2 separate regions of the Homo sapiens genome follow, and region 1 is linked to region 2. Evidence: chromatin contacts called from ENCODE Hi-C or POLR2A ChIA-PET data. All regions are on one chromosome and are shown on one strand. Each heading gives the region's core, a stretch centred on a gene start or an enhancer-like site at or near the end of the contact. The rest is flanking DNA. Distances are from core to core; before and after follow the strand shown.

Evidence for each region. A loop is a pair of places that touch in the nucleus more often than their neighbours do. ChIA-PET counts read pairs that join two places held with the same protein, here RNA polymerase II (POLR2A). Pooled maps may share reads with other maps.
Region 1: a loop to region 2 is called in a map of B cell, with 18 times the contacts of the local background. The contact joins the promoter of SYNRG here to the promoter of AP2B1 in region 2. A Hi-C loop is called at or near these places in 1 of 168 maps with a recorded cell type or tissue (B cell) and 10 of 50 pooled maps. POLR2A ChIA-PET finds 5 or more read pairs at or near these places in 2 of 52 experiments (A673 and CD8-positive, alpha-beta memory T cell).

Annotation. Positions count from the first base shown.
Region 1 is chr17:37,604,467-37,611,045 of GRCh38, reverse strand. SYNRG (synergin gamma) reads left to right here and starts at 1,628. Exons shown (of 22, transcript NM_007247.6): 1 at 1,628-1,767. The coding sequence starts at 1,691. DDX52 (DExD-box helicase 52) reads left to right here. Exons shown (of 15, transcript NM_007010.5): 15 at 1-1,307.
Region 2 is chr17:35,582,659-35,589,218 of GRCh38, reverse strand. It overlaps AP2B1 (adaptor related protein complex 2 subunit beta 1), which reads right to left and starts at 1,897. Exons shown (of 22, transcript NM_001030006.2): 1 at 1,791-1,897. RefSeq lists enhancers at 1,381-1,490, 752-1,951, 1,921-2,090 and a silencer at 1,721-1,840.

The sequences.
Region 1 (6,579 bases), core at 379-2,878, 2.0 Mb before region 2:
AACAAAAAGGATTCCAGGACAAACTGAGGTCACATCTATGATCCTTGACTTTATTGTGTCTGTTTAAAGTATCTACAGTAACCTGTATCAACTTAGTCAGTGTATTAATACTAAATTTAGCTCCTTCAAAGCAGTTGGAACTATGTGCTACATAAATTTCAGCTTCACACAAGGAAGGGAAGGAGTGAAATTAGTGAACAGGCAGTTACAGCAAAAGAAAAAACATAAAAATTGAATAGCTGGCTCTGGTGAAATGAGCAAGGACTTTAGAGTCAAACTGGCCTGGATTTGAATCCTGATCCTCATTGCTTGTAGCTGTATGATCTGGACAAATGACAGTAACTGTTTCTAACCTTGATTTTCTCATCTGTAAGATGCCAATTGTAACTCCTAAGGATACTGAGGATTTTTTAAAATGCGTGTACAGTTCCTGACCAGTGGTTTGTGCCTAATAACTTATTACAAATTATTACCCAGTAAAAACCTTGAGACAAGAGTGAAAACGTAAAGCTAATTAATCCATTACTTGTTAGCAAGCAAACTACGTGCTTGAGAAAATTACTCAACTTTCATGTTTTACTTCCAGACAGTAGTTTGATTAAAAGAAAAAAAAAAATCACAGCCCAGGCATGTGGCTCACACCCTGGCACTTGGAGGCCGAGGTGGGAGCATAGCTTGAGCCTAGCAGTTTGAAACTAGCCTGGGCAACATAGATCCTATCTCTACAAAAAAAAAAAAAAAAAAAAAAAAAAAAATTGGCCCGGTGTGGTGGTGCATGCCTGTGGTCCCAGCTACTCAGGAGGCTGAGGCGAGAGGATCGCTTGAGCCAGGGAGGCTGAGGCTGCTGTGAGCCATGATCATGCCACTGCACTCCAGCCTGGACAACAGAGCAAGACCCTGTCTCAAAAAAAAAAAAAATCAGTAAAAAATATGCCGAAATAGCTTCAGAGTAATTATGAATTGCCTTCCAAAAACCACTGTTTTGCACTTGCCTGCAAGAATAGGAAAAACAAAAGGACTGTAAGGTGGCAGGATGGCAGAACCAAACAAGAGTAGTACACCTTGGAGTTTTTTCGAAATATGGGTTGGGTTTTTGGGCTCTTGGTTGATTTAAAATAAAATTTAAATGCCTTCAGCGTCTGTGATAGGTGCCAACATGAAGCTACCGAGTTCCAGAGAAAGAGGGGAGAGCTGATCACTCATCAGTGCTGCGAGACTATCAAAGGGCCCTTCAGGACCTATCTGTTCTTTGTGTGTAAAGAGTAACAATAAAAGAACACCAGTGTACCCACCGTATAGTTTAAAAATCAGGACTCAGCCTACTCTTTCCACTAACCGCGATCATGGTTTTCAAACGGAGGACCAACGGCGCTTTGCCACTGGGCCGCCAGCTGGGCCCTGCAGAGGGCCTACCAGACAATGAATCAGCTCCCTTGGAGAGGCGCCCGCGACCGCCCCACCAGCCCGAGAGCTAGAATTGAATCTGGGGGACCCCTGCGGCGCCGGGTCACGTGCCGTGGGCGCGCCACGCCTCCCCGAGGGCCGGGGGAGTCACGTGGGCGCGAGGCCCCGCCCCATCGCCCGGTCCGCGGCGAGGTGGGGCCTGGTGTTTGACCCGGAAGTGGCTGTGTTCAGCTGACAGCTGCTGATAAGGTGGCGGCGGCGAAGGCAGCGGCAGGTCGGGAGCAAGATGGCGCTGCGGCCAGGAGCTGGTTCTGGTGGCGGCGGGGCCGCGGGAGCTGGCGCGGGGTCCGCCGGGGGAGGCGGGTAGGTGTGAAGAGCCGGGCGGGAGCCCGCTGGCCTCCGCGGGGGCGGCGAGGGGCGCTTGGCAGTTATGGCAGTTTTCTCCAGCCCTGATCCTTTTCCTTGGAACTGGGCTGCGGGAGGAGGGTCATCCCCCAGGGACCCAGGCCGAAAGGGGCGTGTGGAGCCCAGGTGCTGGACGCTGGTGTTCCGGGATCAGTTGGGGGCGCCGGCCGCCTGGAATCGAGCGGGGAGCGAGCGCGCGCCCAGTGTGGGAGGGGAGAGAAGATGAGGGTCCTCTTGGGGTGGGGGGGGGCGGGGCAAATCAGGAACCGCGACTCCGCTCCTAGTCCTAGCTGCCTCTGAAGCGACCAGGGTCTTCCCTTTCCTTGGGCTTTCTAGACTTAACCGGATATGTTGGAGGGAGGGCTTTAAAAATCTGTTCACAAAGCTGGAGGACTGTTTCCAAGGGGGGTGTGTGTGTGGACTATTTGTCTCTTCCCCTTTTAGAGTGTCCTGTCCTCTTTATTTCCTTAACCCGCGACAAACAGCAGGAACATCTAAAGACCTCTGAATTAGTAATGGTCTTGAGATAGAGTTCTTGTCTTGTACACTAACTCTTAAGACTTGTCTGTCTTCTTTTTAAAAAGGCATTTAAAAACAAAGAAAGTGCACTGTTAAACAGCAGTTGCGCATTTATTAGAACAAAGCTTCCAGACTCAGCCCTTAAACAAATCTGCCCTCTGCCACATTTCAGCCAAGAACTGCCGTGGTTCTTATACCCAGAATGGTAAGGGAGATGTACGTTTTACAAGCTGACAGATTCGTTATCATTTAAGGAAATATTTTATTCTAGGAAGTTTTCACTCCACTTCTATAATGACCTAGTCTGATTTTGTTTTACTAACCAACACACAACAGCACACACATTTGGAGGTAAAAGTAGCTTTGCATCTTCAGTATCCTAAATTGTCTTTGGAAAACGAAGTGTTAGGTTTTTTTTTTATATGCAGTGTTTCAATTTCGGAGTCGTGAACACTACAAAAGTGTAAGGACCTTAAAGTTATCACCTCTTGCAGGTGCTTGTCAGGAAACGAGCAGTGGCTGTTCAATAAACCACCTGTGTGTAACCCCATTTTTCATTTCCTCTGCACATCTTTAACTTTAGATTTTTAAACTTTTTGCTTTCTCTTTTGTTCTCTCCGTTGTTTCATTAGAGGGTTTTTTAAAAAATAAATACTTCGTGTAAGCCAGTTTCTGGCTGGAGAAGAAACATATGTAATAATTCCCTTCTATTTGTTTTTTCTTTTTCTTTTGTCTTGTTTTTTTTTTTTTTTTTTTTTTTTTGAGAGGAAGTCTTGCTCTGTTGCCCAGGCCAGAGTGCGGCGGCGTGATCTCGACCCGCTGCAACCTCTGCCTCCTGGGTCCAAGCGATTCTCTTGCCTCAGCCTCGGAGCAGCTGGGATTACAGGTGCGCGCCACCATGCCCGGCTAATTTTGTTGATTGATCGATTGAGACAGAGTCTCGTTCTGTCACCCAGGCTAGAGTGCAGTGGCACGATGTCGGCTCACTGCAACCTCGACCTCCCGGGTTCAAGCGATTCTTCTGCCTCAGCCTCCCAAGTAGCTGGGATTACAGGCGTGCGCCACCACGCCCAGCTAATTTCTGTATTTTTAGTAGAGACGGGGTTTCACCATGTTAGCCAGGCTGGTCTCAAACTCCTGGCCTCAAGTGATCCGCCCACCTTGGCCTCCCAAAGTTCTAGAATTACAGGCTTGAGTCACCACGCCCGGCATCCTCTATTTATTTCCTATATGTGATTACAGTTTCTAAAATGTCCCTGGATGGTATTAATTTGATCAAGTATATGATTAATCATGGCACCAAGTTCTGGGAAAATGTAAACTTAGAAGAATTGATATCTAGGCCCAAATTTTTATTTACTTAAAAAATGTTTTTGGATGGGGAGGACCTCAGGTTCAGAAATTCAAGTGCATTATTCCCTTTAGTTTGCAGTATTTGAGTATCATTGGTCCATGGACACAAATTTTTAAAATAAATATGGGTTGAATTTTGATAGAAATTAGAATGATTTTAAAATTTCCCCCCTTTGTAAATGTAGCAACATCTGCATTCTAAAACTGTAAACGATATACAGGAGAGAAAGAAGTGGTTAAAATGATTCTTACCTTGAAAAATGTATGGTACATATGTTACATATATTGGCAACTTTCTGAGGCTGAGAAGCTGTATCCTCAATAGAAAAAGGAATATTATTTTTTTTAGAGAGTAATGGTGTAAAGGCTGAAGTTATTTTATTTCCTTTTTAATTTTCTTTTTGCCACCCACCCTCCCTGAAATTATTTTATAAGGAAACTTAACATTATGGCAACCTAAGTATATTTGAAGAAAAAAAACAGGCAACTTCTCTACACCTTTAATGGAGAAAATCCATGAACTATAACTGACTGTATTGTTTAGATACTTCTCTATATTCTAAGAGGCTAAGCAAAACACAATAACGTTTTCCAAATTTAATATTACCCTACTTTTGATTGGTGTCCTGGATGAGCTACTTTAGAATAAATGGTAGAGTTGTATAAAGGGCAAAATTTGCCCAAGAGATGAGAAGTATAAATTTTTTTTTTCTTTAATCAAGGCAGAAAAAAAAAAGAGTTGAAAGATCTGGATTAGTCTGTAGTCATTGAATGCTTACATGGGTAAGGTACTGTTCTTGATGCTGTAATGAATTAAAAAGACATCAAAACATGGTCCCCATCCTTGGAGAATGTACAAAATAACTGTGGTACAAAGTAAAGTGGAACAAAGAGGTCACGTTCTTCTGGGATGTTATCATCTGTGAACTTGTCTATTTTTTCCTGATCTTTTACAAGCTTTTAGAGGGCTTCCTCATCTTTTCTTCTTTCACTGCTTCTAGCACATTTTTGCACATAAAAAACATTCTGTAAATATTTGTGGATTTCAGCTATATCAAAGGCAAAGAAGTGGTATTTCATTTGGCCCACAGAGTTAGAGGAAGAGGAAGCGGTCAAGAGATCGTCACAGAGATGGGAAGGCCTAGTCAACACTAAGGAAACGATGTACCTGCAGTGCCAGATGACTGTGGCTCTGAGTGGCAGAGAAGAGTTTTGTGAGATAAAACTGCAAAGTAGAGTTGTGCCCAAACTAGAGAGGGCCTTGAGTTTAAACTAAGGAAATTCAGTTTCAGGGAAATCATTTCATAGTTTTAACTTCAGGGGTGCGTCTTGCTAAAGGACCATTTAATTATTGCGTAATGGTCCATCATTTAGAAAGATGTCTCTCACTTGTGCTGCATCAGATGAATTAGAAACCAGAGTCTGGAGGTGGGGAGATCCATTAGGAAGTCTTTATGTAGGAGTTTAGGCCTAAGAAGTGAAGCCTAGTGTCAAATCTAGGTTAGTAGCAAAGGTAACTGAAAAGGAGGGACGGATGAGATAGGTAAGTGACAGAGCTCTGCTTTCATACCGAGATGTCAGTAATATAAGAATTAGTGGTTTTACCTTTGAAATTAAATTGTTGGTCACCTTCCTGCCCAGTTTTTTGCCAAGCTTTTACTGTCTTATTAATGCCTTAACTGCTTATCTAACCAATCTTTAAGCATGTTGTTATTAGTTGTCTAAACATTTCAGAGAAAAATATGAATTTTTCATAGGTCACTAAGCAGTTCGATTTGCTAAATTCTTACTAGAGAAAGTCATGTTTGACAGTATTTTGTTTTTATTTCATTTTCAAAGTAACCTTTATACATCTGTTTATGTATTCATGTCTATGTGATTGTCTTAGCTGAGACTTTAGCAGCCTTGATTCTACGTCCTCATTTGACAGAGGGGAAACCAGACAGGGGGTAAAGGAGATTGCACAGAGCTTCACAGTTACTTTATGGCAAAGCTGGAAGAAAGAAAATATACACGAGTTTCCAATTCTTTTGAGCCTCTAGGCCATATGACTAATTTAAATGTTTAAGCCTGATTTTTAAAAATCTTGACAGCTTGATTACTTAAATGTATTCATTGCTCCTGAATGTATCAATTTTAGCATATGAGTAATGTCTTTAAAAACTGAATACAGGCATACCTCATTGCAGTTAGCAGATACAGTGTTTTTTATAAATTGAAGGTTTGTGGCAACTCTGCATTGAGCAAGTTTATCCGCGCAATTTTTCCACAGCCTGTGTTCACTTCATGTCTCTGTCACATTTTGGTAATTCTCACAATATTTCAAACTCTTTCATTATTATTATTTGTTATGGTGATCTGTGATCAGTGATCTTTGATGTTACTAGTGTAATTGTTTTGGAGCACCACAAACCCAGCTCGTATAAGACAGCAAACGTAATTGATAAATGTTTTGTGCAGTCTGACTGCTCTACCTACCAGCTGTTCCCCGGTCTTCCTCTCCAAGGGCCTCCATATTCCCTGAGACATAACAGTATTGAAATTAGGCTGATTAACCCTACAGTGGCCTCTAAGTGTTCAAGTGAAAGGAAGAGTCGCCCATCTCTCCCTTTAAATCCGAAGCTAGAAATGATAAAGCTTAGTCATTAAGTGTTGAAAGCTGAGGTAGGTCAAAAGCGAGGCCTCTTACACCAGTTAACTAAGTTGTGAATGCAGAGGAAAAGTTCTTGAAGGAAATTAAAAGTCCTATTCCAGGAAACACAAATGTTAAGAAAGTAAAACAGCTTTATTGCTGATATTGAAAAAGGGTGAGTGGTCTGGATAGAAGATTAAACCACCCTTAACATTCCCTTAAGCCAAAGCCTAATTTGAAGCAAGATCCTTAGTCTCTTCAATTCT
Region 2 (6,560 bases), core at 648-3,147:
CAAAGACAATAGCATCATCAGGTATTACCTTGCTCATAAGAAATTATGAGACACAAAAGCTAAAATCACCTGTGATTTCTATTTAAACATAACAGACTACAAAGTAGCTTCTTAATATTATAACGAAGCAAAGGAGTTCAAAAGTTTTACATCTAATTCTTAACCAAAATAACATTAAACTCTGGAAAACCTAAGGCTAGAAGGAAAGAAAGGACAAGAGAAAGGAGAACGTGCCCTATTTAATATATTCCTTGCTCAGCTTCGTTCAAACCTGTGCCTAAAAAGTTAGTATTTCAAAATATGGATCTTTTAAGGAAAGAAAGAATGAAAGAACTGGACTTCCTTGAGTTTCTTCATACACAGTCAGAATATTAGATTTATATTGATTTTACCACCCAGCTTTTAGTGAGGATGTTTGCATTATACATCATCCTTTCTGCTTCCTTGAAAGTTTCAACGGCTAAGATACTGCAAACAGTTCTCACCTTACCAGCACGCTTAGTCATCACTGGAATGTCTTAACACGTTTTCTTATAGAGCTGCACCTCCTTCATCTGCTGCTTTCTATTACTACTTTGTAAGTGTACCCTGAGGCTAAGCAATTGAAGTATACAAGGAAGGTAACTAATCATTTAAATTGATTCTCATTGAGACCACCTTCTTTCTTAGTCATTCTGCCTTTCTAAGCTTAATGCATTTACTTTCTTTTAAACCACAATGGTTATGATAAGTCTTTGGCAGTTTTCAAAACATTTTTTCTTCTCAAAAGTCAAGTTTGGCTGGGCGCGCTGGCTCACGCCTGTAATCACAAAACTTTAGGAGGCCGAAGCGGGAGGATCGCTTGGGCCCAGGAGTTCGAGACCAGACTGGGCTACACAGTAAGACCCTGTCACTAAAAATACAAAAATAAAATAAAATAAAAGTCAAAAGTTTAATGAAGCATCCGCGTGAGTTCAATAAAGGCCTGTCCCCCCCCACCCCACCCCTCCAATAGAAGACTACTCTTGAAAACAAGCAGCATGAACAAATGATTTGGATTCAAATGATAAGGAAATAACAGGACGTTCCAGTTTCTTTACTTTCAGCTTAATCTACAGCCTTTCCCAAACCAGACCATTACTGCAGAGCCCAGAAAAAGAAAAAAAAAAAAAAGATGCTGGGTTAAGATTTGCCCCCATTTGCTTCCCCCTCTCTTACATCGGGTCAATTCTGGAGGTTACTCTTTCCTTCCTCCAAGAGTAAGGAATGCCTCTTCTTTCCCCAGGTGGTCAAGATTCTAGCGATATGCTCCTCCATTACGGAGCAGGGAAGAGGTTGTCTCTTACCCTCAAGTTACCCGAGAGACGACGTTCGCCCATCAATGAGCAAACCTTTGAGGGAATCCCTTTTCCCTTTGGCTTGCTGGACACGTCTCAGCCTCTCAGTGAACGACGCCGAGCGGGGAAGAAAGACGGTTCCCCCCACGGCCTCCAGGCTCTATCAGCCACACCCCTGGCCTCTGGTCCCCCTAAACCCTCAATTCCGAAACACATCTTCCCCTCCTGCCCCCAACTACCTGCTGCCACACCCGAGGATTCCCTCACCGCACCACAGGCATCATGGTAGAGACCCTTTCTCCAACCTTTTCCCTCTCAATGGTCACACCCGACGGTTCCCTGCATCATCAACGGTCACGCTCTTAGGATTTCCTCGCCTCCGCCGGTCTCCGACCCAGCCTGGTGTTACCCTTCTCTCCGTCCCCGACCCCGTCAATTAGGGACACACCCTAAAGGCAACCGCCCTGAACTCACCGGAGGCGGAGGCGAAGGCGAGGGCGGGGGTGGCGGCGGGAGCCGGAGAGCACAGCCCAGGTGGTGGTGTAATGGTTTCCTGCCCGTCACGATTCTTTTCTAGGTCTAAGCCACTGCGCAAAACCCACTTTGCCAGGGACAAAGATGGTGGGCAGGAAACTCTGACGTCAGAGAACGTCGCCGCGTGACGTCATCGGGGTGCGCGGTAGACCTAGAAAGCCTGTGATCTCTTGTCGCCTTCCAGACCCAAAGATTTCCTTTGGTCCCGGCAAGCTAGCCCATCTGGGCCTCAGAGGATGTTAAGTGGCTACTCCAAAGGGATATATTTTAAAAAGCTGACAATGGATTTGTTTCCTCGCACAGAAATTCTCTGAAAAACGTAAACATAGAGATGATGAAATATCCTGTTCCTTTCTGAAAAAACAAAACCCCTCAGCTCATTTTCCTTCCAGGCTCAAGGGCGGACAATGGTGATATAGCCCAGGCCTATATACGGGCAGTGGGGCTAGAGGATAGTGCTGCACGTAAAAGAGGTTGAGGAGGCATTGGATGTGAGTTTGAATCCCTACCCTGAATGTGACTGAGACAGTTAATGTCTCATCAACCTTCTTATCTGTGAAATGAAGACAATGATAGTATCTCTCTCGGGCATGTGAAGTTTAAACCAGATAAATTAGGTAAAGTGCCTAGTATATAATAGGTGTGCTTACACAAAAGTAAGTTTCTTTCGGACACTAAGAGCTAGATTCCAGGACCTGGAACTGGAGAACAAGATTGATGATGTTAAATGAACTAGCTGTCCCTAAGGTTAATTTCAGGGTGTAAGGAAGGATGGAGAGCAAAGTGATGATTTTTCTCACATTTTGCCTATGAACTCTGTGAGTCAAAAAGTGTTTCAGTATTTTAAAACTTCATTCTTAAAAAAGTGATCAGAAGTACATTAAAATTTTGTATAACATACTCATGTATTATTATTTCCTCTGTTATTAAAATAGGGGAATAGGGGAAATTAGAAAGCCAGGTATAAGGTGAGAGAATGCAAACAGTTATGGTAAATCAGATAGCTGCATAATGTTATAGAATATTTTATGACAGAAAATTCATAAAGTGTTAAGCAAAAAAAGGACACCAAACAATACAGTATACAGTATGACTATATATGTATAGAAAAAAAAGGCTAGGATAGGCCAGGCGTGGTGGCTTACACCTGCAATCCCAGCCCTTTAGGAGGCTGAGGTGGGTGGATCACCTGATGTCGGGAGTTTGAGACCAGCCTGGCCAATGTGGTGAAACCCTGTCTCTACTGAAAAAACAAAAATTAGCTGGGGGTGGTGGCACACGCCTATAATCCCGGCTACTCAGGCGGCTGAGGCAGGAGAATGGCTTGATCCCAGGAGGTAGAGGTTGCAATGAGCCCAGATCTCGCCACTGCACTCCAGCCTGAGTAACAAAGCCAGACTCATCTCAAAAGAAAAAAAAAAAAAAAAAGCTTGGATATTCAGCAGAACGTTAAAAGTGGTTATTGCAGGATAGTGAGAGTTTTATTTTTCTTCCTAATATTTTTCTGTATTTTTCAAAGTGTTCTACAATGAACATGTATTTATTTCTATGTTGGGATGTGCCTTTTAAATCATATTGTTGAAAAATATGATACAGAAAAATGCTTTGAAATAAGAAAAAAAAAAAGATACAAAACTCTAAATCCAGAGGAGTATATATACCTATTAGTGGTTCCCTCTGGGTGCTGATTACAAATGTTATCTTCTTTATATTTGTTTTATTTTCCATTCCTTTCTCTGAAAAATGCATATATTTTAAGGAAAAATGAACCAATACTATTTTCAAAATATAGCATCAATCCGAAAGCTTTTCCAACTTCATTCTCTTCCACTTTTGGGTGAAAGTATGGACCAATCTCCCTTCTTTTCACCTTTTGGGACCATCACGGGCTCATAATCTAATGGGAGACCACTCAGGAAACTGTTGACATGATCCAGCCACACGATGATGGTGGTTTAAACAAATAACTGTTGATATTTATTATGATTTTATGTCAGTTACTCTGCTAAGTACATTTTTACATCCGCACCACCTGATAACCAAGTAGGTACTATTACTTCCTCTATTTTAAGAGATACAGAGAAGTTAAAAGGTAGAATTAAGATGGCTGGGCGCGGTGGCTCACGCCTGTAATCCCAACACTTTGGGAGGCTGAGGCGGGCAGATCACGAGGTCAGGAGATCGAGACCATCCTGGCTAACATGGTGAAACCTCATCTCTACTAAAAATACAAAAAAAAAGTAGCAGGGCGTGGTGGCGGGCGCCTATAGTCCCAGCTATTCAGGAGGCTGAGGCAGGAGAATGGCATGAACCTGGAAGGCGGAGCTTGCAGTCACACACACAGACACGCACACACACATACACACACACAAAGGTAGAATTAAGATTTGAACCCAGGAAGTCTGACACTAGGGCTGATAAGGCTTATGTTTTAGGTTAGGGCAAGGGAGGAACGGTGGTACTAGTCACTGAAAATAGGAAAATATAAGAAATGGCAGAAGTTTGGGGAAGAATAGGGAGGTGATGAGTTCATTTTATACGTTAGGTTAGAGTGAAGATCTCTACCCAAGAGGTACTTGATTATATGTGTCTGAAGATAAGGAATGATCTGGAGTTAAATTTGTGAACTGTGAGCATACAGATGATAATTCAATCTGTGGGCATGAACATTATTCATGAAGAATGTGGAGAGTGAGTGCTTGGGGTAGAAACAGATAAACCCAAGAATGCAAAGAGGACTGAGAAGGAGTAGTCAGAGAGGTAGGAGGAAAAGCAGAATAGTATATTTTAGGATGTTTTCAGAGTTTCATGAAAGTAGGGACTATACCAATCTGTTCACTCTTGCACACATGAGGCTAGCCCCATCACACACACACACACAAATTAATATATGTTGACTAAACGCATAAATAAGTGATCAACAATATTAGTTGCCATAGACAGGAGAAGGGCTAAAAAGTGTCTACAGGATTTAGTAACATGGAGGTATTTGATGTTATTGCTGAGAAATCAGTAGAGATATGAAGGCAAAAGTCATACTGCAGATGTTTGAGGATGGATTAGAAATGAGGAAATAAAAACAGGAGTTGCAGATAACTCATAAGAAAGTATGACCAAAGAAAGCAGAAATGGTATCTGAGGAAAACAGTGGCAAGGATTTTTTCTTTCTTGAGGCAGGGTGTTGCACTGTTGCCCAGGCTGGAGTGCAGTGGTGCCATTACAATTCACTGCAGCCTTGACCTCCCAGGCTCAAGCAATCCTCCTACCTAGCCTCCCAAGTAGCTGCGACTACAGGCATGTGTCACCACGCCTAGCTAATTTTCTTTTTTTGTAGAGAGGGGGTCTTGCCATGTTGCCCAGGCTGGTCTGCAACTCCTGGGCTCAAGTGATCCTCCTGCCTTGGCCTCCCCAAATGCTGGGATTATAGGCATGAGCCACCAAACTCAGCCAATTTTTTCAAGTTTAGTTCTATACTCATACATTTTCTCTACACTAACCCTTTAGCATACCATGGTTTTAATTATCTTTCTTACATATATGGCTCCAAAATCTCTTATCTCTAGCCTAGACCTATTCCCCAAATTTCATCACCAAATCGATAACTATACTGCTGGGTTAAATCATAAGGAATGGAGGAGGTTAGAAAAACCTGGTTACAGAGTTGGGCACAGCAGTTTACACCTATGATCCCAGCACTTTGGGAGGCTGAGGTGGGAGGATCACTTGAGCCCAAGAGTTTGAGGCTGTAGTGAGCCATGATCATGCCACTGCACTCCAGCCTGGGTGACAGAGTGAGACCGTCTCTAAAAAGAAAGAGAGAGAGAGAGAGAGAGAGAGAGAGAGAGAGAGAGAGAAAAAACTCGTTCAAGGTACAACTGCTAGCAGACAGAGGTAGATTTCGTAAAGATGTCATTAGAAAAATCTTCAAGAGGCTGGCCGTGGTGGCTCACGCCTGTGATCACAGCACTTTGGGAGGCCAAGGCAGGTGGATCACCTGAGGTCAGGACTTTGAGCCCAGCCTGGCCAACATGGTAAAACCCTGACTCTACTAAAAATACAAAAATTAGCCAGGCATGGTGGCACATGCCTGTAGTCTCAGGTACTAGGGAGGCTGAGGCAGGAGAATTACTTGAACCTGAGAGGAGGAGGTTGCAGTGAGCCGAAATCACACCACTACACTGCAGCCTGGGCAATAAAGTAAGACTCCATCTCAAAAAAAAAAAAAAAAAAAAAAAAAAAAAAAAAAAAAAAAAGGAAAAGGAAAAAAAAAGAAAAAGAAAAATATTTAAGAGCTTTGATTCATACCTCTCTGCTGTTCAAAAACTTTCATCAACTTCTCATTGCCTAACATGTTTGAAAGCTATTCTTCCCCCAGTTTCCTCCATCTATGTGCTTTCTTTGGTTTTCTCATCTATAAAATGGAGGAAGATAGTAACATCTAATCATAATATTGAACAATGAAATAAATTAAATGTAAAGCACTTAGAACTATGGCTGGCATATAGCATGGACTATGGAACTATTTCCTGTAATTGTGATTATTTTAATAAATTGCACTGAGCTGCTCAAGCCAGAAACCTAGGGGTCATTCCTGATTTCCCTTTCCTTCAACTGCCACATCCAATCCATCTCCAGTTGTCAATTCTACCTTTAAAATCTCAAAGCCGTAGCTGGGCGCTGTGGCTCACACCTGTAATCCCAGCACTTTGG